Regions from separate parts of the Homo sapiens genome. Here all the other regions are linked to region 1. The links are chromatin contacts, found by Hi-C or POLR2A ChIA-PET in ENCODE. All regions are on one chromosome and are shown on one strand. The core of a region is the stretch at or near the end of the contact, and the rest is flanking DNA. Distances in the headings are between cores, read along the strand shown. Region 1 holds the start of SCAMP1-AS1 (SCAMP1 antisense RNA 1). Region 2 holds the start of TENT2 (terminal nucleotidyltransferase 2). Region 3 holds the start of AGGF1 (angiogenic factor with G-patch and FHA domains 1). Region 4 holds the start of HOMER1 (homer scaffold protein 1). Region 5 holds the start of IQGAP2 (IQ motif containing GTPase activating protein 2).

The links. Hi-C counts contacts between places; a loop is a spot of excess contacts on that map. ChIA-PET counts read pairs that join two places held with the same protein, here RNA polymerase II (POLR2A). Pooled maps may share reads with other maps.
Region 2: a loop to region 1 is called in a map of B cell, with 24 times the contacts of the local background. The contact joins the promoter of TENT2 here to the promoter of SCAMP1-AS1 in region 1. A Hi-C loop is called at or near these places in 2 of 168 maps with a recorded cell type or tissue (B cell and naive thymus-derived CD4-positive, alpha-beta T cell) and 15 of 50 pooled maps. POLR2A ChIA-PET finds 5 or more read pairs at or near these places in 2 of 52 experiments (activated T-cell and naive thymus-derived CD4-positive, alpha-beta T cell).
Region 3: a map of CD8-positive, alpha-beta T cell shows a loop between it and region 1 (6-fold over the local background). The contact joins the promoter of AGGF1 here to the promoter of SCAMP1-AS1 in region 1. A Hi-C loop is called at or near these places in 4 of 168 maps with a recorded cell type or tissue (CD4-positive, alpha-beta T cell, CD4-positive, alpha-beta memory T cell, CD8-positive, alpha-beta T cell and 1 more), 1 of 37 single-sample maps with no recorded cell type and 10 of 50 pooled maps. POLR2A ChIA-PET finds 5 or more read pairs at or near these places in 3 of 52 experiments (CD4-positive, alpha-beta T cell, CD4-positive, alpha-beta memory T cell and activated naive CD4-positive, alpha-beta T cell).
Region 4: a loop to region 1 is called in a map of B cell, with 19 times the contacts of the local background. The contact joins the promoter of HOMER1 here to the promoter of SCAMP1-AS1 in region 1. A Hi-C loop is called at or near these places in 5 of 168 maps with a recorded cell type or tissue (B cell, CD4-positive, alpha-beta memory T cell, CD8-positive, alpha-beta T cell and 2 more), 3 of 37 single-sample maps with no recorded cell type and 9 of 50 pooled maps.
Region 5: a pooled map shows a loop between it and region 1 (8-fold over the local background). The contact joins the promoter of IQGAP2 here to the promoter of SCAMP1-AS1 in region 1. A Hi-C loop is called at or near these places in 6 of 50 pooled maps. POLR2A ChIA-PET finds 5 or more read pairs at or near these places in 2 of 52 experiments (activated CD4-positive, alpha-beta T cell and endothelial cell of umbilical vein).

What each region holds. Positions count from the first base shown.
Region 1 is chr5:78,358,770-78,362,999 of GRCh38, reverse strand. It overlaps SCAMP1-AS1 (SCAMP1 antisense RNA 1), which reads left to right and starts at 2,459. Exons shown (of 2, transcript NR_105014.1): 1 at 2,459-2,786; 2 at 3,015-4,230. It overlaps SCAMP1 (secretory carrier membrane protein 1), which reads right to left and starts at 2,383. Exons shown (of 9, transcript NM_004866.6): 1 at 2,272-2,383. The coding sequence starts at 2,328. RefSeq lists enhancers at 1,624-1,743, 2,138-2,734, 2,654-2,813, 2,844-2,933, 2,735-3,331 and silencers at 1,834-1,953, 2,384-2,473.
Region 2 is chr5:79,609,798-79,614,046 of GRCh38, reverse strand. It overlaps TENT2 (terminal nucleotidyltransferase 2), which reads right to left and starts at 1,606. Exons shown (of 15, transcript NM_001114394.3): 1 at 972-1,606. LOC124901014 (a long non-coding RNA gene) reads left to right here and starts at 1,710. Exons shown (of 2, transcript XR_007058840.1): 1 at 1,710-1,905; 2 at 2,027-2,576. RefSeq lists an enhancer at 802-2,001.
Region 3 is chr5:77,027,283-77,031,718 of GRCh38, reverse strand. AGGF1 (angiogenic factor with G-patch and FHA domains 1) reads right to left here and starts at 1,315. Exons shown (of 14, transcript NM_018046.5): 1 at 743-1,315. The coding sequence starts at 952. RefSeq lists enhancers at 498-1,077, 1,089-1,438, 1,078-1,657.
Region 4 is chr5:79,512,025-79,516,010 of GRCh38, reverse strand. It overlaps HOMER1 (homer scaffold protein 1), which reads left to right and starts at 1,877. Exons shown (of 9, transcript NM_004272.5): 1 at 1,877-3,241. The coding sequence starts at 3,237. RefSeq lists enhancers at 1,155-1,344, 1,053-1,600 and a silencer at 1,595-2,304.
Region 5 is chr5:76,400,719-76,404,658 of GRCh38, reverse strand. IQGAP2 (IQ motif containing GTPase activating protein 2) reads right to left here and starts at 1,374. Exons shown (of 36, transcript NM_006633.5): 1 at 1,068-1,374. The coding sequence starts at 1,113. RefSeq lists silencers at 1,063-1,172, 1,343-1,692 and an enhancer at 909-1,409.

The DNA of each region.
Region 1 (4,230 bases), core at 1,210-3,709:
AATCACTTGAACACGGGAGGCAGAGGTTGTGGTGAGTTGAGATCACGCCATTGCACTCCAGCCGGGGCAACAGTGCAAGACTCCGTCTCAAAAAAAAAAAAAAAGTAAAAAAAGAAAAATGATCATAAAGTAACTCAAATGATTCTAGAAACATTTCAGATTTAAGTAGAGTATCAGAAATGTTATTTCAAAAATCACTTTTACATAAATATAAGCAGAAGTAAAAAGACAAAATATAGATATAAAACTATACTTTGTGAGGAGGAGGGGCAGGTGAACATAAATGGAAAAATAAAGGGTCAGATACACTGACAGTGCTATAACAGTCACCAAAAACAGAGAAAGATCATAAGCAGAAATATGTGTACAACCAAGTCTACTTTAGACCTAAATGATCTGTCCCTGATGCATTTTACAAACTTGAATAATCATTGTCCTGGATACATCCACTTATAAAAGAACAAAAAAGATTTATAACGTTATGCCACAATGAATATTTAAAACAACTCCTGGGTTTAGAATTACTACAGCAACTTTATGAATGTCAGAAGAGGAAAAGTGTCATGGCAATATCAGATGTCACAAAAGGACAGTCTGGGCTAAGATGAAGACAATGTTTTGCCCTAACAAGAGAGCCAGTTAATATGAAATGAACCATGAAATGGAATGACCAAGTAGAAAATACACTGCCAAATCGTCAGATGCTGAATAAACAGCGTCAGTGAATTATCTGAATTAGGAAAGGCTAAAAGGTTCTTGATGTTTTATCTTCAAAATATTTTAAAATAACACCCATTTAACAATTTATGAACGGTCTCTTTAGAAAGTCTACCATTTAAGAACTACCTGATTTTCCACAACATGGAAGCAAGTCCAATACTAATTGAAACAAAACTGCCAGGAAAAAAAAAAAAGTCTTAAAATGCAACCATGTCACTGAAAGGTACAGGCCAGTTGTACTGAATTTTAAGTGACATTAGGGACAATGAAACAGTGACTGAGTCTAATTCTACACTGCTACAAAGTGAGTCGAGTTGTCAATAATAATCAGGGTCATTTCATTAAAATAATCCTCCTTGGAATTATCAGGCATTTAATAATCAGAGCAGAAATAGTTTTCCTCTTCCAGGATTCTTAATGAAAGATAAAACCAGGAGTAAAAAGATGTAAACTCAACAAGCCAGAAGTGACACTTGTGTGACCACAAATTAGAGTTCCTGTTTTATTCTGTGTGACTGCAAATTAAAGTTACTACTGCACATGGCCGGGGGGATTGAGAAACAACTTCAACCAACAGTTGGAAACAAATTACACGTGCTAACAGTTACACTCATTAGGAAATTCAGAATACTTTCAAAGAGAGAGTTATTTAGATGTTGCATTCATTTAAACGCAGACGATGAATATCTCAGCCGCCTTCCTTTGCAGGATTCTGTGCCAAGCCCTTCCGAAGCCGGGGTTGATAAGGTCGACTCCAAGAAGAAAAGCAGCTCAAGTAGGAAATGGTATCCTCACATAGCCCAGAGAACCGGTGACGCACTAGGAGCTTGGAAAATATCCCATCGTTTACCTTGCTAGAAGCAGCTGGGTAGGGAAGAGGTCGTCCACGTGCACTATTGTTTTCCAGATATGTTTATTTTTAAGTTTTGCTTTGGTATCAATAACCTCAACCTCAACCTAACAGAAAGAGGGGGGATGGCAGCGCCACTGGTGGTATTTGGGTGCAACACAAGTTTAAAAAATAAAAACATAACCTTTTTTTTTTTAATTGCAGCATACTCGGTGCCCTCACCTCTCTCCTCCTCCACACCTCTGCCATCACCCCACGCAGCTCTCCGCCGCCGCCACCTCGGGTCCCCATGACAACCCCACCCCAGGGCGGGCCCCCCTCCGCCGACTCCCGGCCCTGCCAGCCACACTTGCTTGGCAAGGGGCGACTCTACCTGCCCTCGGCTTTCTCTCCTGAGAGGCGGGCCAGGACCCCTCCGGGCGCGCGGGCCCAGTCCCGGCTGCAGACACGACCCTCACCAGTCGGGGACGTGTGGAAGGGCGACCGGGCACGAGCTGAGGAGGTTCCACCCCCAAGCCCCAAAACCCAAAGGAGTGACACGGGGCCGGGGCGCGACCCCAAATGGAGGACGGCGGCCCCGCGCCCCTCTCTGGGCTGCTAAGGGGAGCCGAGGGGCAGACGCAGTGGGCGCGAAGGAACTCGTCCGTTTTCACAAACAACGACGCGTCGCGGCGGCAGGAGATGCTGGGGCCGAAGCTCACCTTGAAGGGATTGTTGAGATCCGGGTCGGCAAACGGGTTACTGTCGAAATCCGACATCTCTCTGGCTCTCGGCGTCACCCACCCGACCCAGGCGCAGAGAGAGAGACGAGGCGAGGCCGCCGCCCCCCTGCGCGCTCACGTCGCCGCCGCCGAGCAGATCCGGGTGCAGCTCGCGGGCCACCCAGCCGGCCGCGCCACTGAGCATGCCCGGTGCGGCGGGCTCCTGGCCGCGGCGCAGCTCGCGTTCGCCATCCCGTTCCTCCGGGCCCGGATCCCACGCTCCGGGCTTTAGCTGCGACCGAGTAGGCAGTCGGGGCGAAGGAAACGGGAACTGAAAGCGATGAAAAGCGTTCCACACGCCACGAGCCCGCGGGATCCTCGGAGAGTATGGAACCCTTCCCCTCCGCTCTCAGCCGGAGGCCAGCTGCGTCCAGCCGGGCTCGGTCTTCTGAACACCGATTTCAAATCAGGTCCTCGGGGCCCAGCGTCACTTAGGGAAGTGGTGGCATTTTGTGGTAAGGACGCACACTTGTCAGGTTGGGGGAGGCAGCCTGAGTCGTGGGCCGCGCACCCCGGGAGCAGTGCCGTTAGACCGTGGGACGCGGGCACTGGAGAGGCTACTGCACCGCCCTCCGCAAATTACCTCCCCGGGGCGGGGGCGCGGCCGCTGCTAAGGATTTTTGCATACCCCTGACCCCACCTGAGAATCCCGGCCTCCCATCTTCCGGTCTCTCTGACTCTAGGTTGCTGCTAAATCACGGAGAGCAGCCTTGGCGCTGCCGGTCCCAACTTGATCCAAGGAGCCTTGAGAAGGAGATGAGATTCAGTACCAGGGGCCGGCCGTGGCTCCCATCCTCCGGAATCTGCAAAATGGCTACTTCTTCAGAAATAATGGGGAGAGGGATGGCAAGAGGCCAGAGATCAAGGCCCTCGAGTATTAACTTGAGCATTTGGGCACAAAATAGACACTTTTGGATTTTCCCGTCTTTTCCAACACCAAGGATGAGATTATCAAAAGATGTGTTAAATTAATTTGTACCGGCCGGGCGCGGTGGCTTACGCCTGTAATCCCAACACTTTGGGAGGCCGAGGCGGGCGAATCACAAGGTCATGAGTTCGAAACCAGCCTGGCCAATATGGTGAAACCCCCGTCTCTACTAAAAATACAGAAATTAGCCGGGAGTGGTGGCGTACGCCTGTAGTCCCAGCTACTCTGGAGGCTAAGGCAGGAGAATCGCTTGAATCCGGGAGGTGGAGGTCGCAGTGAGCCGAGACCGGGCCACTGCACTCCAGCCTGGGAGACAGAGCGAGACTCTGTCTCAAGAAAAAAAAAAAATCAATTTGTACCATTCCTTGCCCCACCCTGCCGAACTTATTGAAAGAGCATCGCTTTCCTCACTTTTCTCCTCTAACAGAAAAGCACTTAGATGAAGCTACAGGGAGCCAGAATTCTTTTGACTTGGTGGGTACCGGAGGATTGGAAGAATCTAGATTGAGTATTCCTTGGCCTTTGGGGAGCTTGCTCTATGCAAAGTCACCCAGGAAATGATACTCCCCCCACTGTGAAACACTAGCTAGAGATGATAGACAAAAAGCACATTTGTTGTAATCTCCCTTTGACGGGATTCAGGTTGGGATAGATGTCGAAGCAGCTGCTTCTAGGTAGTCAACGAAGATGTCAACTAGTAAATGACAACAGACAAGGATGAGCACAGCAGAGCTGTACGATTCTAGATATCAAAAAGAGCAAGCAGTCTGTTGTACTCACCATCGCATCCTCAGCAGCTGCCCAGTGCCCGGTTTTAACTTAGTGCTCAGTGTATGTGTCAGGTTTGAATCCCAATTCTGATACTACCTGTGCTACTCTCTTCACCTCTCTGAGTCTGTAAAGGATTATTTAAGAATTAAATGAAACAACATACAGAAAAGTGTCCTGCATGTATATTTAGTGCCTAACAA
Region 2 (4,249 bases), core at 357-2,856, 1.3 Mb before region 1:
ATTTGCAACCTGGAATTTCTGTCCTCAACTTGACCTCTCCTCCAACAAATTAGAGAACACTCAAGGTTATATATAATTCCTTCATCAGGATTCTTTAGAAAGCAGAATATACCTAGAATGAAAACCAGAAATTTACTGGCTAAACCAAGATACTGTCCATTTTGTCCAAATACCTTTGATATCTCAAACCCACTTTTCTCCACAATACGAAAAATCCAGTTCCTAAATCCTGCCAACCCACTGTGAAAACTACTTCCAGGTTTTGAACAGGATATTCCTTTTGGTTAAGAATTAAATTACACCCAAGTGTTCAAAAAAATAATCTAGTCACATGGCTCCAAATGGGCATTTCTTAAACAACTCATAAACGGCCTATTTCACATGGAACCTGTTACAGGACATTTCCAGAACAGACATAATTAGGGCTATTCACACCAACAAAGTAACGTCACTATTACTGGCTATTAATCAGTATAAATTAATAGCCTTATGGCTGTTAATCAGTACGTGTTAGAAGCCTGGTGGTACTGAACCATACAATATGAAGATATTTACAAAAGTTACTATGTTACCTGTAATATAAAAACACAGATTTAGTAATCAGTTACAATCTCTTTCTTCACAAAATCATACACTGCACATGTGTTATTTAGCTTGTGTTTTACAGTTTCCCTTTGTTTCTTCTCTGTTCACCCTAATGAAAAATATCTGCTACTTTAAACAAAGAGTTGAAAGAGATAAGACAAGTAATTTAGAGAATCCATAAGTTTTGAGACATATAAGCCTTTCGTGTTCTCACCTTGAGAGACGAAGAGCTTTTCTACAAAGGCTGAACAAGAAAAGAAACGCACACAACAGTCTTAACCTGTGCATTTTCCTATAAAGTGAAAAGCTGAAGCAATTTCATGCCATTTAATTAAGGCTTAAAAGATAAATGCCTTTTAAATTTTTTAATTAATCCAGCTACGTACCTTAGTTCTTCACCACCCTTTGAAACACCATGCAAGGGTCCCAAGACTATCTTCCTCTTTTGGTCCTGGAGTGGTGGACGAGGCAGTACGCGAGGAATAGAAAACGAGTAAGCAAAGTAAGCGGTCCTAAGATTCTTCAAAATGTACAGCAGCCCAGATGCCGCCCATAAATTTGGAATAACCAAGAGATACTGCTGGAACCTCCCACGCAAAACAAAACGCTACCGTTTCGGAAAAGTTTCCCGTGCCCCGCCGCCGACCTGGGCCTACACTGCTGCGTTCCTCTCCGAAACCCCCTAAACTCACAGGTGTCCTCCGGGAAGGGCTAAGCAGGGCCTACCCGCACTGCCCGTTCAGAAGTTCTAAGGCCCGAGCTGGGCGTACTTGGTCGTAGCTTTCTCCCGAACCAAAGGAGGTAGTGGTGGCCCGTGGGACAGCTAGGCCCAGCTCCGGCTCCGGCTGAGATCTAACCCCCCTCACGGCTGCCAGGGGAGGAGCAACACAAGAAAAGGTAGGGGCTGCAAGGATATAGAAGGTTGGGGGCGGTGGCAAAAAGCGGAAGAGCAAAAAGTCGCCGAAAAAGCGGCGTAGAAAACCCTGTCAAAGACACCCGGAAGACCGACGTGACCCCGGATGAGAATAGGCAGCGGGGAGCGAAAGGTCACACTTCCGGTGGCCGCCTCCCTCCCACCCCCCAACCCCCCCCACCCCCCAACCCCCCCCACCCCCCCCACCCCGCCTATGAGCGCTTTGCTTGAATGCGCAGGCGCAAGACAGCCGGATTTGAAAGGAGTTTCTTAACTGCTGCCAGCACAAGTTGGGAAAGGGTTAGGACTGCACTAAGAGGGGTGGAGCAGGCAGTCGCCGGAGGGCCACTTCTGGGCCCCTTGCCTGAACTCACGTGCAGCCGTTCTAGCTGTAACAGACGTTTTCTGTGGGTCCTTCGTGTGTTGGCCGAGTGACTTGTCCCCAGAGAAGCCTTTCTTTAACCAGTGTTCCCCTAATCTTCTCCCCCGGAGCAACATTAAACTTTATCTGTTCTTTTGCCCCTCCAGTAACCTGAGAGCTTCTTTGGAAGGAAAATGCTTTCTTTGGCCGGACGCGGTGGCTCACCCCTGTAATCCTAGCACTTTGGGAGGCTGAGGCGGGCGGATCACGAGGTCAGGAGTTCGAGACCAGCCTGGCCAACATGGTGAAACCCCATCTTTACTAAAAATACAAAAATTAGCCGAGCTTGGTGGCGTGCGCCTGTAACCCCGCTACTCAAGAGGCTGAGGCTGGCGAATCGCTTGAACCCGGGAGGCGGAGGTTGCAGTGAGCCGAGATCGTGCCACAGCACTCCAGCCTGGGCGACAGAGCAAGACTTTGTCTCAAAAAAAAAAAAAAAAAAAAATGCTTTCTTTCTCTCTAAAGCCTGGACTTAGCGCCTTGCCCATAGTAATAGCTGGTATTCACTAATTCAACAAATATTTATTGATATCGCCTCTTGAGTGAGCTTTAATAATTTGTAGAAATGTCTAAATTGTTTAATAATGCAAATCTGTTAGCTGTATTCCTTTATTGTCCACTTAATGTCTATAAAATCTGACCCCTCAGGTTCTGAAATTGGTAATTTGTGTGTCATCTTTTTTTCTGATCGATCTGGTGAGGGGCTTCTCGGTTTACGGATCTCAAATCTCAAAGCCCGTTTTTGCTTTCTTGGATTTTCTCTACTGGTTTTCTGTTTTCTATTTTATTGATTTCTGCTCTTATGTTTATTGTTTCCTTTACTCTGCTATTTTTTAATTTTTAAATTTCTTGTTTTGTTTCTCTAGTTTCTTAACTCAGAAACTGATGACCATTAATTTTAGATGTCTCTTGTTTGTACAGGCATTTGGTGTGATAAGTGTCCCTCTATACTGTTTTAGCTACATTCCACATATTTTGATATATTGTATTTTCATTTTCCTTCATTTCAAAATACTTTGTAATTTCCCTATTGCTTTCTTTTTTTGACCATGGGTTTTTTGTAAGTGTTGGTCTGCAAATGTGGAGGAGTTTTCCAGGTAGCTGCCTGTTACTGATTTCTGATTTAATCCCATTGTGATCAGAGAAGGTACTTCGTACACTATTAATAATTTTAAACTTATTGACACTTGTTCTGTGGCCCAGAGTATATAGTCTGTCTTGGTAAATACTCACTGTGCATTTGAAATGAATGTGTTTTTTGCAGTTGTTGCATGGAGTGTTCTATAAATGTCAATCATGTCAAGTTGGTTGATATTAGTGTTCAAATCTATATCCTTTCTGATTTACTGTCTACTTATTCTACTAATTATTGAGAGTATTGAAATTTCTGACTATTACTGGTTTTTTTCAATTGTAGTTCTATCAATTTCTGCTTCATGTACTTTGCAGCTCAGCTATTAGTTGCATAAACATAGTTATTCTCTTATTTGTATGAATTTATCCTTTATGAAAGTTTCATTATTATGAAATTATCCACTTTACAAATGACCCTCCTCTTTGCTGATAATGTTCTTTGCTCTGAAGTATATTTTGTCTGATAGTATTACAGCTACTTAGGCTTTCTTTTGTAGGGTGTTAACATGGTATATATAAGGAAAACATAATTCCAATTCTAGATAAAGTCCTCCAAAAATTGAAGAGGAGGGAATACTTCCCAGCTCATTCTGTGGGGCCAGCATTACACTAATACCCAAACTCTAGATATTAAACAAGCAAACTATGGACCAATATCTCTCATAAACATAATATGCACAATTCTAGTCACTTTTATTTCACAGTATATAAAAAAGATAATACATTATATCCAAACAGGTGCTTATCCTAGGAATGCAAGGTTGAATTAGCATTGTATTGACCATAAAAGAGTATACTGGTACTTGCTTTACGGAGAAAACTTTAAAGACTGTTTCCTAAGGTGGACCCAATGGGAAATTACACAGGTTTACATGAGACAAGGCAGTAAAAAGTAGATTATATAAAAAAGATATATAAATATATAAATACATAAAAATATATAAAAAAGATAATACATTATAACCAAACAGGGGCTTATCCTAGGAATGCAAGGTTGAATTAGCATTGGTAAATCAAGCAATGTAATTTACCATATTAACAAACTAAAAAAGAAAAACCATTTGATAATCTCAATACATGCAGCAAATGCATTGGACAAAATCCAGTATCCATTCCTAAGATTACAAGGAAACTTCCTCAACTTGATAGAGAGTGTCTATAAAAAGCATCACACTTAATGGTGAAGAACAGTGCTT
Region 3 (4,436 bases), core at 66-2,565, 1.3 Mb after region 1:
TATTTCACCATGCTGGCCAGACTGCTCTCGAACTCCTGACCTGGTGATCTGCCCGCCTCGGCCTCCCAAAGTGCTGGGATTACAGGCGTGAGCTACCGCGTCCAGCCAAGGTTGTTTTTAATGTGACAGTTTAAGTATTAACATTTGCCCCTACCATCTTGGAAACGAAATAAGCTGCTTAACGTCTCCAACAAAAGCAGTTATATATCGTCCCTACTTACACAAGAAAGCCGAAGATGATAAACGCCCAGAAGAGCAACCTTAAACAGGTATAGCATTCAAAAGTTTGTAAAATTGTTTGTTTTACTTCACCTTTACTACTGTGAGCTATCATTCTCATTTAATGGGGAACTGAGACTCGGTATATAAGTTCACACACCCAGTGAATAGCAGAGATGGGATTCTGACTCAAGTCCAGCATTTTAATAAACTCAAATGTGATCTACAGTAAATGCGCCTACTGCCAATGGGATGTTAGGTCAAGTGAGAATGAAGACAATGTAGCCACAGTACTTAAGTTCAATTCACGCCAGCCGCGAGACATTGATTTAAATCAAGTAACCTGAACTCAGGTTTGCTCCTAAGGTACTTGGAATTGTAACTGCGCTGAGCTTCTACTTATTTACTTTAAGTACTCTACAGTAGTTCTGAGCCCCTGCCAGGGACCCCTTCCGAGGCTATCACGGGCTTCGAAGGCCTCGCCTGGGCTGGATGGGGCGCGGGGCTGAGGAGGACCGCGCACCTGCGTGCGGAGCTCCTGGTTGTTGCTTTCTGCGTTCTGGTACAGCCGTTCTGTGTGATGCAGCAGCTTCTCGATCTCCCGCACCTGCCGCTTGCAGCTCCGCAGTTCACGTTCCAACTTCTCCACCTTCCGCCTTAGCTGGGCCAGCTCAGGCTCGGGGGAGGTGGGCGGCGGCGGCGACCGCGGCGGGGACGGCGCCTCCGAGGCCATGAGCTCCGGCGCGAGACTGCTCGTCGCCGCGGAGGGGCTGCGTTCAGGCCGAAACGGACGCCGGCGGACCCAGAGACCACTGGAGCGCGCGGGCAGCGAAAGGCAGCCTCACACCCGGCTGGCCGCGGTGGCCCCTGGCCATGACGCCCTGAAACTCACTTGTAGCCGAACGGGGCTGCGAGCAACGAGCAAGGGGACCGAGGATGGCCCCTGCCCGATGTGCGCGGCCTGCAAACCGGAAAACTTTCCTGGAAACTACCTTCTCCAGCTACAGAGACAGAGGGAGGAGCGTCGGATAAGCAGTCGGAAAACCAGAGGCCAGAAGAGCTCCAGCAGCTCCCCAGTTGAGCCGGAAACAACGGCGCCAGCGGCAGGCGGGACCAAGACGGAACAGGAAGCGACGGAAAGCGGGAAGACCTGACAGTGTACGTGCCGACGTCTCGGCCTGCGGAGGGGCGTTACCTGAGGGCGTGGAGAGCTGTGGCAATGTGGCTACCGAAGCCCTAAGAGCGACAGGGAGGCTTGCAGCCTCTGGTCTCAGACATTTGCACGTGCGGATGTTCTTTGAACAAACTTTTAGTATAGCATGCATTTCCTATCTCCTTGTTTTACAAATAAGAACAGAGTATCCCAGAAATGATTTGTGGGGACTATGATGCTCTACTTATGTCAACTGAAGAATGAGGAGGTTAATAAATTTAGAAAAGGGCTTTATTTCTCATGAAGGGTTACAGCCTGCAGGGTGGCCTTTCTGACAGGCTTGGAAGCATAGCCTCTGGTCAGAAGCTGAGAACAGACACTTGGAAGGAAGGACAAAGGGAACAGAAATTTATGCTGAGCAGGGTGGCCAAATATATTCAATGAGCTGTAGGAGGATTCATGAATATTTATGAAAGGAGAAATATGCACATGCACAATTAAGCTTCCTGCCTCTCTATGGGACCCATATTCAAAAAATGGTGGTGTTAGCATGATCCCAGTGTGAAGTTTTCAGCCCTCTGATGTCAAATGGCAAAGCAGAGGACATGAAAACCCTCGCTGTGAGTCCCTGGTAGATTGGCCAGAACTTCTCTGTGGTTGGTGGTCTCTTATCAGGAAGGAATGCTGGTTGGTGTGAAATCAGCCCAACTGTCCTATAGAACTGATGTTTATGGTTTCTTTTGAATAAACCTGGAAATTTACCCTCCCAGTCTTAAAACTTCAGAAAGTTACATCTTTCTTATCTGAGTTCCTTTCTTGGGAAACCAACCATGAGGCCTCCCAGATAGTATCAAGGAATTGAAACTTACCAGATCACTGCATCTGGACAATGAGGCACCATACCCCTCACCCATCATGATTGCCTAACCAGCCACCTGCTGCCTGTTGAACAAGTCCTCATCCTTACCGCTCACTAATTCCTGTTTTCTCACATGTAGTCACATTTCTCCCTTGCCATATAAACCTCTAATTTTAGTTGGTTGAGGAGATGGATTTGAGACTGATTTCCTATTCTCCTTGGCTGCAGCACCCAAATAGAACCTTCTTCCCTGGCAATACTCCTTGTCTCAATGACTGGCTTTCTATGTAGTGAACAATGGGTCTATTCAGTCAGTTCAGGGGCTCAGAATTTTACTTTTATTTCTCATTTAGTCATTCTTCTGGTTCCTGAGTTTAGACCCCCCGGGAAAATAGAGCAAGTACATTAGGTCTGAGTCGCAAAAAGGAGCATCCCTGGTGGGAAAATAAGAGAGAGACAATATTCTGTGGAAAAGGGGAGAAAAATGCTCTGGTTTGGTGCATTTATTTGGTCTTTTGTCTGCATGACCCTGGCATTGGTTTGCCAATATTTAAACTGATGTGGCCTTCTTTGGAACACACTTCCTTCCTTTGCCAAAGTCATTTAGAATTAGATCATGAGCTCAGAGTCCTGGGCCTGAGATTTGTGGAGGTCAGCAGCTGTGTCATGCAGATGCTCCTCTCTCAGGGCCCAGCACAGTGCCTGTCGCAGAGCAGTATCCGTAAATGCTGAACACAGCTGAACAAGAGAATCCTGTTTGGTGTCTTAGATCAGTGGCCACTTCCATTAACTATATTTTCTTATTTTTTGTATTCTTGATGCTCTGGCATCTGGGGTCTCCCTGACCAGGGAGATAACCCCTCCAAGGGTTAGCTAATTCCTAGACATAGCAAACAACTCACCCAGCATGCCACACACTGATCATCTACCTTCTTTATCAGGCTGTTACACTCCATGCCAATATTCCCCTGCCCTAATCACTCCAGGGCAAAGTACCAGACAACTAGGAACAACTCCTACATCTCAGATCCCACTGAAATTATGCAAACTAAACCTGCTTATCCTGATTTGTCCATTCCTTCCTGCAAAAATCACATAATGTTTTTTGCCATGTTTCCTCCCACTCCTTCTGCCTCCTTTGGACCTTGGTGCTTCTCCACATTGCCTTGTGTGGCTTGGTGTGCATCCTCCTCTTGGGCTGGGTGAATAATAAACTGTCTTTTTGATAGCAGACCATCTCCTGATCTGTTGGCCTCACCATACATAAATAATAATAAAATCTAAATTTTAAAATATGGCTCTGTATGTATTTTTGTCTTGTGCACTGCCCACTAGATTATTCATAAACAGTGAGCTTTCCAGCAGAGACCTGCCCTCTCTAGGGCCTGTACACATTCCTCCTTAGGCCTGAAGAGTTCTTCACAAGGCACTGTATCTGGAAACATAGAGATTCTACCTTATTGTCATGTCAAGAGTAACCTTAAGCCATCAAAGGAAGTTTAGTGAGAAGACATGGTATGTCCCCTGTGATGCAAAAAAAAAGATGTATTGCAAAAAATTTCTGACTTCCCTTGATGCATTATGACTCCATTAATGAACATATTGAAGTCCTTTTAAAAAGATGCTATTTTCTACTTTCTCCACCTATTTTCTTTAGGGGATAAGAAATTCCATAAATACCATTTGAAAGGTATCTTTAAGATGATATTTCAGTTTTTAGTAATTAACTGGAGAAAAAATAAATAAGCTTATTGACTGCTACTTGAAGCAGTGCTCCTCTTATTTGTCTTAATCTGTTCAAGGCTAAGTTATCTTTACCTTGTAATACCAGTCTGTATCCTACCTCTGACCATTAGAAAAGAATGACATTTTTTTAGAAAAAGCCTTGAATATCAGGAATTGCATTAAGGTGCTAGTATCAGAGGTGGTCTATAGTGGCTTATTAAACAAATTAGGGTGTTATCCTGTTACATTACAGAAGCCTAGAGAGGGGCAGTCCATGGCCAGTGACTCCACAGTTCTTCAGGGACCCAGGCTCGGTATGTCTTTCTGCTCTGCTATTCTCGGAGCATGTTTCCAGAGCCTCCAGGTCGATCCATGGTGCAAGATGGCAAGGGATGAAAGGACTTTCCCAAAGCCCCACTCAATGGTTCCTGTCTACCTATCAATAGCCACCCCTTGCTGCAAGTGGGGCTGGGAATTATG
Region 4 (3,986 bases), core at 628-3,127, 1.2 Mb before region 1:
GACTCCTAACTTGAGCAAGAAAATGTAAATACAGAAAGCTGCAAAACCAATGTTCCTTAATTAGGAACCATGTGAGTAGTTTAACATTACAAACAGTTTCTAAAAGTCACACGTGGTATACATTCTAACGAGTTTTAGCTTCTTTTATTTAAACTGCGTTGATATTGATCTATAACTTTCCTAATAATCACTTCATAGGTTGGTAATCCTATGTTTTGGATTTTCCAGGTCACTTCAGATTCAAATATTTTTTCCTAACGTCAAATGGTGTGTCTAGATTTTGGTCTGGAAAACAGGGTCACTAAATTTGTAGACTAACTTGAAACAGTATTGGCCTTTGGCAATACGCAGCAATTCTATTTCTTGGCCATGCTTATCAAGTTAAGTAAAATAAAATCAAAGTTCACTATATGATTTACCTAATTAAAAAATTGTTTTAACCTAATTACTTTAAAATAATTTAAAAACTCTGTAGTAATTTACAATGTAAAAAGCACTCATAATATGGTGTTTATAGACACACATAGCTAGTAAACCTATAGACAGCTACTCACCCTTGCCATACAGAAAATGCAAAACACACTTAAGAGATATTGTAATTACATATTATGTGGTCAAAACTAAAGAAGACGAAAATATGCTTGTGTTAATGAAAAAGGATTTGGTGCTCTTTCTTATTTTTAATTTTTAAATTTTAATTTAAATTCCACAGACTGAAACCCATATACTTTTTCTCTTTCTTGTTTTACTGGCTGGAGCCAAGTGTCATGGAACTCATATTCTTGATGAAGAGAAACTGAGAGGACACACTGGCATTTGCTATACGTGAACTAAGATTGACTCATTTTCCTATGTCAAAACTGCTATTTTGCAAATAAAATTACTATCCTTTATAACATTATTTCGTTTGCTTATTGCTCTGCTCTTTATTCTTTCGTGTTTCAGGTAACCACTAACAAAAAGTTTAAAAGTCGACTATGTCCAGAATGGCACTCTATAATTGAAAATTTAGGTGATTTTTCCGAAGTCCTGTTGGAAGCACATCTACCAGCAGTGTGATCAGGCTCTCCCTCCCACATTTCCCTGCTAGTCAGGACAAGAGAAGCCCGGGGGTGCTGCTGCAATAGCGGTGGGAGTGGGAGATAGGCTATTACCCGCTTGACACTGCACTTTTGCTACGAATGATTCACTCAGGTTTGGCACATTTGTTGCAAGGAAATCTCCTCCTCCCGCCGCTTCCTTGTTCGAGCTCCTCTCGGGCTGTCTCCTGTGCTTTGGCCTTTAAGGAGAAGTGAGAGCAGGTGGGCACACAGGAGCTCGCCGAGTCCTCCTCCCCCTGCTCCTTCCCTAATTTAGCAGTACTTCCGGCCGCGTGACATCATCCCCCGCACCTCGGTGACGTGAGCTGCGGGTGACGTGTGTGCGGAGAGAAGCGCGCTGACGTTGCTATTTAAAGGTCCTCCTGCGGGGAGGATGGAGACACAGCGCGAGCACCTGGTGTGGGGCGCGGAGGAGGCTGTGGCGGTCGGGAGCGGGGCCAAGAGCCAGAGGAGGAGCAGAGCGCACGGCCAGCCAGCCGCCAGCCTCTAGGGGAGGGGGGAAAAGAAGGACGAACGGACTGAGGGCCTGCCGCCGGCCCAGCTCCCCACGAGGGCCGCTCGGCCCCCCACCATCAGCCTCTCCGCCGCCTTGCGGCTGCTGCTTTCTCCCGCGGCCCGCTGCTCGCAAGGCCCGTCGGGCTCCCGGGACCAGTCCGCGCCCCAGCCCCCGGCCGCGGCTCCGCGGCGGCCACCGCCTCCCGTCCCTTCCCGCGAGCAGAGGGAGGGACCGCCCTCGCTCCCCGTTCTCTCCGCCCCCTTCCCGCCCCCCGCAGCCCACTCTGCCGCCGCGCTAGCTTCACGCCGGCGGCGCTGACCGGGAAAGCAGCACCCTCTTCTCTGCCAGCCGGCCGGCCGGCGGAGGCGGAGGCAGCGGCAGGCTTCAGGCCGCCGGGGCTGGCGCTGCTCTGCCCGGCGGTAGCCGGAGGCGGGCGCTGATGGAAGTGTGAAGAGGCGGCGGCGGGGCCCGGGGAATGTGAGGCGGCGCGTGGCGGCGGCGCGGAGCGTGAGAGACGAGGAGTAGGGGTGGGGGCGCTGGAGCGGCGGCTGCGCTTCGGCTTCGAGCCCAGCTCTCCTGGCCCCAACGCGGGCTTAGCCTCCCGCCTTGGCTCGGGCAGGCGCCCGTCGACCCTTCGGCCCCTTTCGCCCGCCCTGGAGCTGGGGGCAGGGTGCCAGTGGAAGCGTGGGGCTTGGCTCTGTGATTCATTCATTCTCCGCCGACGGGAGCCTCAGACCCGCTGTGCTCTGAAGAGAGGAGGGAAGAGGGGGCAGCCGCGAATGAAGGGCCGGGCACCAGCCGGGCTCCATTGTGCTCGGCGGCGGGGGGCGGGAAGGGGCTGAGGGAGGTGGGATCGGGTCCCCTCCTCCAGCTCTCCGGCGTGCGCTGCGCCCCCAGCCTGCTGCCAGCCTGGAAATGGCTCCGTTTATTCTCTTCGGGAGAATGAATCGATCCTGCCTAGCCTTCTCTTCGTCCTCCCCACCTCTTCTCTGCTCCGAGTCTTAGGAGGAGAAACATTTAAAAAGACAGATTCCAATGTGGAGTGCCGTGCAGGTTGCGAGCTGCCGGGTTTGCACTTCGAGGAGATTTTCCTGTGTAGTTTTTTTCCTAATGTGAGCGCAGGGAAGCCGTGGCATTACTGCTTTTGGGATTTTTATTCACGTGCACGTCGCGTTTGGTTGCTCGCTCCACCCCCGGAGACCTGGTGTGGTGGAGAAATTTGAACCCGCAGCCTTAGCTCCGAAAAGGCCGAGTTACCTGGCTCTCCCTGAGTGTCGAGGAGGACATGAGTGAAATGACCAGCGAACTCATTTTTTATAGGACTCGGTGAAGCCGGATTCTGCATTTCCCTACTTGTAGACTCATTTTGTGGAATAGAGTTGATCGCTGTCTCCTCCGCAAAGCATTTTAACTCGAATAAGCAAATGCCGCCTCTGTTTGAACGTTTTGGTATTTACAAGAGAGAAATCATTTTACCTAAGAGAACTAATTGAATTGGCAGCATCCTTGAAATACCTCCGGACAAGGATCTGGGGGTGGGGGTGGAAAAGCAACTGCGAAATAGCAGACGGAGAAATTCCTTTGGAAGTTATTCCGTAGCATAAGAGCTGAAACTTCAGAGCAAGTTTTCATTGGGCAAAATGGGGTAAGGATTTTTGTGCTTAACACAGCTTCGAATCTGTTTATGTATGTGTATTATTGAGCGGTGGTGGTGATTGTGTTTTGTGTTTTCAAACAAACTTGCCACCTTGCTAAGCTGGTCATACTTTAAAGAAATAGGCATGCTAACCTTTTAGGTTATTTTTGCATTTTTGTAGAGCGGTACCAGAGGTCATAATTTAAAAACACATATATCGTTTGTAACTTGAATATGGATTTGTGAGTAATGTTTACAAAGACAACGCATTCTACACTTTACTGGTCAGACTGCTGCATCAGTTTGTAATCAAAATCACATTATTTTAGCTTTTGCTGACGGTTATCTTTCAAAGAGAAGTACTGCATTCTCTCAGTACTTTTAGATAATCAGTTGCACAAAGGAACGATTTTAATGAGTGGTTAGACAACAGTCCTTGAAAGTGATCCAGAGTAAATTGTTGCCCTCACCGTGCCCTCTGTCTTGTCCTTGAATATTCAAAGCTAAAATGTATAGAATTGATTTACTGGGGCGTTAAAACGAAAATCTGAAATTCAGTCTTACTGATGCGGTCACCACGGTACGGGTGCATTTCGTAGGAAAAAGCTTTTTGTTTAAGGAACTTGTTCACTCCTTTTGTTTTTCGCTTTTAAGCTCAGCCCTTCAGTTTGAGTTAACAGTATCAGATCTACACCTTCCTTCGGACCCAGAGCCAACTGAGAGTGCATTTTCCAGTCTTTTATTAACTCTTCAC
Region 5 (3,940 bases), core at 125-2,624, 2.0 Mb after region 1:
CTACACAAGTTGAGGAGCCCTTTTTCAGTTAAGCAAGTCAGTGGCCTTACGCACCATCCAAAACCACACACACACACAAACAAAACACCCTGCTGAAGGTATCACCACCTTAACCCAAACCTGGTACCTCTGCCACCAAGGCCAGCCTGGGCAAAGATTAACCTGTGGTCTTCGGCCTTGGGTTCACTGACAGGGCCACCTTGGAGAGACAGCAGGCCAACTTTCTGTTTGTTTTAAAGGAAATGCTTCCTGGCACATGTTTAGGACTCTGAACTCTGCACATGAAGCCACGTGGTTGGTGTTAATCTGGCTCCATCCACTCACGATCGGCCAAAGCAACCTATTTCCGAGGGCAGCCCCTGGCTGGGTAATCGACACCATCTCGTTCAAGTCACGCGGGCTCCCGCCGGATTCCCCGGAGCCTAGTGCCGCGTCCTCTCCACACAGCAATCCTCCCGCGCGAGGGGAGCGGGGGGGAAAGGGGTTGGGGGGTTTCAGAGGGGAGGGACTTACACCTGTGAGGCCAATGGCTCTAGCGGGTCAGGTGAAGTTCGAGGGCGCGGGACAGGAGGAGACTCCCGCCCTTCCAGTCAAGCCGGCTTTGCACTAGCAGAGTGCGCCGGCGCCCTACTTGCGGTGCCCACCTGTAGCCACAGCAAACAAACTTTCCTCCCCTTCTGGGTTGGAAGAATCCGGTGCCTTACGCCACCCCCTGGCCCAAGCCGGCGGCGACCCGGAGCTCCGCGGACTCCTCACCTGATACCCCTAAAATCCCAACCTGGTCTGTCCCAGAGCGCAATCCCCGCACTGCCCGCGCACCCCGTTTGGGTATGCGGAGTGGAGGGTCTGGGTTGCCAGCTGGATATTAGGAATTGGGGGGCGGGAGGAGCGGGGGGACGCGATTCACTGCCCTTTGCAACTCCAGCTCCCAACTTTGCCAGCCGCGCAGTTGCTGCCTTCCAATTTCCTCTGCGCCGCGCAACCGGCTCCCTCGGCTTCTCCAACGCCGTCCTCGGGGAGGGAGCTCCCCAAGGCCAGCAGGAACCCCGCGCGCCCGGCGCACTTACAGCCATAGCGGGGTCTCTGCAGCGACGGCAGCTCTTCGTGTGGCATCCTGCGCGTCTCCGGGGGCCCGCCCGGGGCGCGCCCCCCGCGGCTACCCTCGCTGGCCAGGCTCGCGGGCTCTGCGCCCCGCCGGCGCGCTCGGATCCCGCCTCTCGCCGATTTCCCCTAGCCGCCCGAAGATCTGCGACCCACTCCCTCGGTGCTCTCTCGCCAGAGCCAGCCACGGCCGCCGCGCGCTGACACTGAAGTAAAAGTGAACTCTCCTCCCTCGCTCCCTGGCCGGTCGCCGCCGCCTCCCGCAGCAGGTTTCCTTTCTCCTCCAGCCAGGCCCCGTTATTCACCGCGGTGGGAGCGCGCGCCGAGACGCAGCGACCCCTACCGCGTGTCGGGCGCAGCGCCCAGGCCGCGTGGACCCGCCCCTTCTCCCCCGGGGGAGAGGGAAGGGGCCGAGAGGGACGCTGGGCCGGGACCCCCTGCAGCTGGGGCCCCCGCACAGCTGGTGGCCTGGGGGTGGCGGCCACCCCGCCTTATTTCTCGCTTCTGGAGAGTTTCGAGGGTGGAAGTGAACCAACGCGGAGAAGTGCAAGAAAAACCGCAGAAGTCACAGGGAGCCCTTCGTGTCCGGGGTGTTGCTCAGTTACTGAGGGACAAACAGCGCGGTTCCTTTTCCTCTGGGGAGATTTCACGTTGACTTTTGTTCTTCTTCTTCGTCTTTTTGGTTTTGTTTTTTTTTGTTTTTTTTTTTTTTTTGCTTCGAAAGTTGCTTCTGTCACTTTTTGTCTACAAAATAACAGGGTTCCCCTTATGACAAGAAACTGAGTGTGTGTGTGCTGGAGGAACAAGATAACCCAAGGCAACCACTCAAAACACAACTGCGAGTCATCCCCCTCCCTCCGATCACCTTGTGCCCGCCCCCGCCCCAGTGTGCAGAGCCTTCTCTCAAGCCCAGCTGGGGTCGCAAGCCACAGAAACCTTTTCCGGCTAAGCTTTTAAGGAAATTAAACTGCATGTGGCTGTTTTGAAATCGGGGTTTTCATGCGGTCGCCAGGAGCTATTTTTCTCTTTGTGTCTCAGCGTGATAAAATCTGGAGGGAATGCGGGACGCTTCCGTACCTGTGCCCTCACCTATTTGACAATTGTGGAATGTGTGGGTGACCCGATAACAGGAAAAACAAACTGAGGGAGGGCGATAAGAAATTATTTAGAGCCGGGCGCGGCGGCTCACGCCTGTAATCCCAGCACTTTGTGAAGCCGAGGCACAAGGATCCCTTGAGCCCAAGAGTTCCAGACCAGCCTGGGCAACATAGCGAGACCCCGTCTCTCCAAAAAATGAAAAAATAATATTAGCCGTATTAGCCGGGCGTGGTGGTTGCGCCTGCAGTCCCAAGCTACTCAGGAAGCTGAGGTGGGAGGATTGCTTGAGCCCGAGAGGACAAGGCTGCTGTGGGTTGTGATTGCACCAGTGCACTCCAGCCTGGGTGAGAGTGCAAGACCCTCGGAGGCGGTGGGGGGATGGAAATTATTTCGCTGAGGAAATGGTGGCATAGTGACACTAATCATTTTTTATTATGCAAGGATACAGAGGATGAGCAGCTGTTTTCCATTTCATATAGGAGACGCAGTCCTTCTCAAACTTGTTGAAACTCACATTCTTGGGCCCCACCCTCAGAATTTCCGACTCAATGGGTCTGGGCTGGTGCTCATGAATTTGCATTTCTAATTTCTAGCATACTGCCAGGTGATGCTGACACTGCAGAGCGTGCTTAGGGTGGCTCTGTGAGTGGTAGATGCTCACAGGGACGTAAACTGTACACAGGGAACTCTCAATTCAGACGGGATAGCAAAATATTTTTTTTTTTTCCCTGATGGCATTAGATTCTCACCTGTTTGGAATGGGATGAATGGAGTTTTCCTTTCTTAAAAAGCAGATGCCTCTCAGTCTAAGAACAATTCAGAGGCGAAATGGCCACATTTGAGGCTCGGCACCCTGTCAATTGATATTCACCCAAAGGAGAAATGTGGAAGGGGATTTTCGTGCATGTCAGGAGATGCTGAATTAAATGATGTCTAAAGTTCATTCCATTTCTGTTGTTGCATTTGTCAAGTGTTAACAATTAAGTATTTACACATAACAATTTTCGTATGAGTGTATGACTTAGAGCCCAAATAAATGAGTAGTCTATATATTTAGAGGTGGGTGAAAAAATCACTCTGAACTAAAATGGTCCAGGAAGGTGACAGGGTTTGAAAGTGTGGCTTGAAGTGGAAGTGTGGTAAAAGCTGGATGGAGAGCATCCAAGGGAAAGAAACAATGAGGTGGAGCACAAGGTTGGGTTGGAGCTGGATTGGTTGGACTGGATTGGAGCTATGAAGTTGTCATCAGGTTGTGGAGGGCCCTGAGTGTCTGGCTAAGAGGACCGGAGATTATCGTAGAAACATTCAAGAGATCTTAAAGGTTTTGAGTATGGAAGCTGCAGAATGCAAGGGAGTTTAGGGAAGGAGAATATTGGAGCAGGTCATAGGATAGGTTGGGATGGGACAACTTGGAGATGTTGACGCCCCGTGGAAGGTGTTTGGACAGAGATTGAAGAGAGAGGTAAGAAGAGCCTCAATGAGGCTGATATCAGTAAGGGAGATGAAGGGGGTGTTTTAATATACTCAAGTTGGTGCCATCAACATGTATAGATATTATACACACTAACAAGTAGATTAAGTAAAGTAAATATCTGTTAATCGTAGAAAGTGAAGGTTAAAGCGTAAATAGGTGATTGGGAGGGCAGTAGTTCTAAGTTCATGTTCTAGCTGGTCAGCTCTTTGAAGAATCTGAGGTGGCTTCAAGGCCCTGTCGTGGGTCATGTTTTTATGAAGAACTTAA